2 separate regions of the Homo sapiens genome follow, and region 1 is linked to region 2. A link is a loop called in an ENCODE intact Hi-C map of the cell type or tissue named here. Cell type or tissue: dorsolateral prefrontal cortex. All regions are shown on one strand.

Region 1 (2,500 bases), 120 kb after region 2:
CTTCATCCATGTCCCTACAAAGGACATGGACTCATCCTTTTTTATGGCTGCATAGTATTCCATGGTTTATATGTGCCACATTTTCTCAATCCAGTCTATCATTGATGGACATTTGGGTTAGTTCCAAGTCTTTGGTATTGTGAATAGTGCTGCAATAAACATAAGTGTGCATGTGTCTTTATAGCATCATGATTTATAATCCTTTGGGTATATACCCAGTAATGGGATGGCTGGGTCAAATGGTATTTCTAGTTCTAGATCCTTGAGGAATTGCCACACTGTCTTCCACAACGGTTGAACTAGTTTACAGTCCCACCAACAGTGCAAAAGTGTTCCTATTTCTCCACATCCTCTCCAGCACCTGTTGTTTCCTCACTTTGTAATGATTGCCATTCTAACTGGTGTGAGATGGTATCTCATTGTGGTTTTGATTTGCATTCCTCTGATGGCCAGTGATGGTGAGCATTTTTTCATGTGTCTGTTGGCTGCACAAATGTCCTTTTGAGAAGTGTCTGTTCGTATCCTTCGCCCACTTTTTGATAGGGTTGTTTGTTTTTTTTCTTGTAAATTTGTTTGAGTTCTTTGTAGATTCTGGATATTAGCCCTTTGTCAGATGAGTAGGTTGCAAAAATTTTCTCCCATTCTGTAGCTTGCCTGTTCACTCTGATGGTATTTTCTTTTGCTGTGCAGAAGCTCTTTAGTTTAATTAGATCCCATTTGTCAATTTTGGCTTTTGTTGCCATTGCTTTTGGTGTTTTAGACATGAAGTCCTATCATCCCTATGTCCTGAATGGTATTGCCTAGGTTTTCTTCTAGGGTTTTTATGGTTTTAGGTCTAACATTTAAGTCTTTAATCCATCTTGAATTAATTTTTGTATAAGGTGTAAGGAAGGGATCCAGTTTCAGCTTTCTACATGTGGCTAGCCAGTTGACCCAGCACAATTCAAGCTTGGACATAATACATTGCTAAGTAGGAATTCTATCATCCTGGAATTAGTATATCCTCAGAACTACTGATAGAAATAAGATAGAGTTTCTTTCTTGGAATAGCTATGGATCCATGTATGTAAGTCCAGAAACCAAGGTTTATAATTGGAATTCATAACTGCCAACTAGGACCTGTGACTAGTGGAGAAAAGAGGATCATTCCTTTTTTGTTGACACACATACACACGCTCACATACAGACACACACACTATATATACACACACGCATGCATGTTTGTGTGTGAATATATATATATAATGTACATTAATACATTATTCTCTTTTCTGTTTTCTGTACCCTGTTACCATCTTTTACCCATTAATTATCCCCATTTTCTACCCCTCCCCCTGACTGTTTGATAGTTCCTCACAATCCAAATCCCATCTTCCCAGTAACATTTCTTGGGAATGTTTACCACTAGGTGGCAGACCTGTGACTTAAGATCAGTCAACCAGACCTGACCACCCTGGGAGTTAGCCTGACGGGGCAGAGAGGAACCATGCTGGGAAGGGGTAGTGGCAGAGGCTGCGTGTTTCTGGGACTGGGCTTGTGAGAAAAATTTACAAAGCTAAGAAATGTGGTCCTAGAGACTGTCTGAAAGCTCAGTTTAGAGATTTCTTATATGCTTTAATTAATGTCTTTATTTAAACAGCCAAGCTATATACTCTGTTTTGTGCAATTAGGAACTCTCATCTACATGATAATAAAAACCAAATATGTTTTTATTAATATAAACAGACTCCTTAAGGGATGAACGATTTCACTTATCCCCAATACCAAGGAAAATATTCTACATAATAAGTACTTAATACTTGTTGAATTGGGTTAATGATAAACATCAATTATTCAGATTGAAGAATATGGACAAAAATGTTCTCATCTGGCATATATATATGGCCTAATTTAAGGTTAAAAATAAAAGTAAATAAATTAAGAGTACAAAAAGTGATACTTAGCTAAGATACCATTAACAATCTACTAATTACACACCTTCACTGGGAGCTACAACTTTAGCCTAATATTTAATAATTCTCACAGAAAGTACAAATGGAACTCTCTTTGGTATACTCAAAGGATTGTAGAGACTATGTGAATGGCCATGAATCCTATGTTTGAATTTTCTTTAAATGACCACAGGTTCTATGTGTATACACACATATGTATCATATATTCACACACAGACACACACACACACACCCACACAAACCCACACATCATGCGTCATTGGGAATTTTTTGGACTAAGTTTTGCCTTGAAAAGCAAGATGGCCCAGGTAATCTAAATCTTTTATTTTACTATGATTCTGTAAGGATTTCTAAAACTATATAACTTCCTATTAGATCTTAATTCAACAAAACCTTGTGAATAGTTATTTCCAATTATAAATGGCACTGAAACAGAAACACATTCTTCCCTGTAGACTAATGTGGCTGCTGTAATATGGTCATATAGCATGACATTAACATCTGAAAACGAAAACCTTTAAATTGGTTGCCTTCTTACTCAACCCACT
Region 2 (2,500 bases):
AAGTTTTCTTGGCTATCACTCAGGCATCTTTACTTTTGTGAGGCCTTCGAGGACTTGGAATTATTGAGGGCAAGACCACTCCTAAGGTGTGACAGGCACAGTCAAGGATTTTTTTTTGCCAGCCCCTCTTCCTGTGTAAACAGTTTTGAACCACCAAAAAATCAGTGGGACAACGATCTACTGATTCAATCTCATACAATACCATTCTTGCCAGTGGGAGCGAGGGATCCAATTGCCAGACCACCCTCTTGAAAACAGGGTCAGACCACTGTCTCAGGATGACTCCATAGATGCGACTCACTAGGCTCCCTGGGGCATCTGGTCGAGTGCATGCGTGGCGTAGAGTGTCAAAGAAAACCCTGAAGGGGAGAAACAGGGACCCAGGCTCCTGCTGTTTGGCTGGATCGGGCAACATGTCCAGATGGCACTACTTCCCTTCTGGTCCCAGTGTCTGAACGGTAACTGAGAACATTTCGATGCTTCCAGTGATTAGACCCCGGGTCCGGGTCTCAGCTGGGGGTGCCTTGCCCAGATGGCACTGCCAGCCCTGAACTTTCCCAGACATCAGAGGGAGTCTTAAAATTTTTCAAGGAAGTTGCTACAAAATGTAGGGCTTGCGAAGGCTCAGGGCTCAGGGCACAGGAAGGAAACTCACATGCCTAGATCTGTGGATGGAACTAGTTGGAGGTATCTATTCATTTGGATTGTGAAGGTGTGGAAGTTGTTAGAATCAAAATGGAGTCACTATTGTTAAGAAAATCCTGGCAAGTAGAGCCAGGGAAGGCCATGAACAGAGGATTCTCATGCTCCTACGCACGATAGCAACAACAACAACAACAAAAGACCCTACGAAAGCCACAACCTTGCACGAAGGCCATTGCAATCCCATGCCAAAAAATATTTTTATAGGTATATCTGTCTGGCAATTGCCTGTCCAACCTCTGACTGGTGGCACGCTTGTTATTAATTTGAGTAGCCAAAGATAATTATTTCAAAAAATTATGTAATGTTCTTAATTTTTTGCCTTTAAAAATCTTTGTCTTCCTTTCCTTCCCTGAGTATACACATAGTTTATAGTTTACTATGACATACATATTCTTATCACAATGCTCTATTCCTAAATAAACATCTTTTCTTTTAGAGAGCATCTCTATTTGGTATTTAGGTCAACAAAGACAAATATCTCCCCATTTCCCAGTCCTTAAATTTCATTCAAAATCACTTATTTCATATTGGCCCTTGAGATACAAGTCTGTAGAAATTGCTTGACAAACCCATATTGCAAGGCCTCTGTCCTTCCATTTGTCCAGCAGAGGTCTCTGTCATTGTGTGAAAAAGAGATCTCTAACTACTACAATCTGCTGATGATTGGTGGCTTCATCTTTCTTTCAGTAGAACTGTCTTCATCATTAATAAATAGCACATGGTTTGTATTAAAACACATTTGAATTTATAAATTGTTACTTAATTGTTCAACATCTGTTAGTCTGTTAGCTATCCGGAGACTGTATCTATACACAGTGCCTGGCTCATAAAGGGTATGTAACAAATACAGTCATAATTGGAGCTAAATACTACTTTATTTAAAGAAAGACCCTTTCACTATGCAGAGCATGAGTCATTTCTAATGGACACTTTGTGGAATTTACATTGTAACTATTGGTTCCTTAGCACCAAGGAACAATCTAAGTTTTGGCGTAAAGGCCGACACAGACACCCAAATTTTAGAGGTAGAAAAATACAGTCATGCGCCACATAAAGACCTTTCTGTTAATGATGGGCTGCATTTATGACAGTGTTCCCATAAAACTATAATAGCATATTTTCACTATACCTTTTATGTTTAGGTACACAAATACTTAACCATTGTGTTACGATTGCCTACAGTGTTCAGTACAGTCACATATTGTGGATTTTTTATAGCAACAGGCTATACCTATAGTCTAGGTGTGTAGGTGGCTATTCCATACAGCCTGGGTAGGTAGTAGGTTATATTATTTAGGTTTGTGCAACAAAATCCCCTAAGGGATGCAATTTTTAGAATGTATCCTTATCATTAAACAATGCACGACTGTACTTGTGAAATGATGCTGGTGTACTGCTGAAGCTGTGTTTTTGTCACTGTGAAATTATTTTTTTATTAAGCCTATTATAGTAGGTCAATGAGTTCAGACAATTATAATACAAACTGGCAGATAACCATAAAAGAATTGCCATTTAGAGGCAAAAAAAGCTCTTTAAATGTGTATATTGCTTTTCATACGCATTTAAAGGAAACTTGCTAAAGTGGCCCTAACCTAATAATATATGCATTTTTATACATGCAATTGGGAATTCTGCTTATTCATAGTTAACGTGCTTTTCTGTTTTCATTATTTTTTTCATAGCTTTGTTGTTTTGGCTCTATTTGATCACTCCCTTGTCTTGAATATCTCTTTGTCTTAGATTTGTTTCATCTTTTGCTATGCCTGTCAGTAGCCTCTTCTTTATCCTAACCATT

What was found. Peaks named below come from ENCODE experiments on the same cell type or tissue, not always from the same donor. Only the 100,000 strongest peaks of a DNase experiment are listed, where the experiment ranks them.
Region 1: it touches region 2 in a loop (5-fold over the local background); 4 of 110 quality-filtered maps call a loop at or near these places.

Annotation. Positions count from the first base shown.
Region 1 is chr12:81,449,938-81,452,437 of GRCh38, forward strand. All of the region lies in intron 5 of PPFIA2 (PPFI scaffold protein A2), which reads right to left. The region is part of intron 1 of PPFIA2-AS2 (PPFIA2 antisense RNA 2); the gene reads left to right. Among named protein-coding and RNA genes, the nearest start is that of PPFIA2-AS2, 34 kb to the left of the region's middle. In dorsolateral prefrontal cortex, CTCF peaks have their summits at 1,395 (motif pointing right) and 1,602; no DNase peak of the experiment used is centred here; H3K4me3 peaks cover 401 bases.
Region 2 is chr12:81,329,368-81,331,867 of GRCh38, forward strand. The region is part of intron 21 of PPFIA2 (PPFI scaffold protein A2); the gene reads right to left. Among named protein-coding and RNA genes, the nearest start is that of PPFIA2-AS1, 51 kb to the left of the region's middle. In dorsolateral prefrontal cortex, CTCF peaks have their summits at 1,303 (motif pointing right) and 1,509; no DNase peak of the experiment used is centred here; H3K27ac peaks cover 1,290 bases.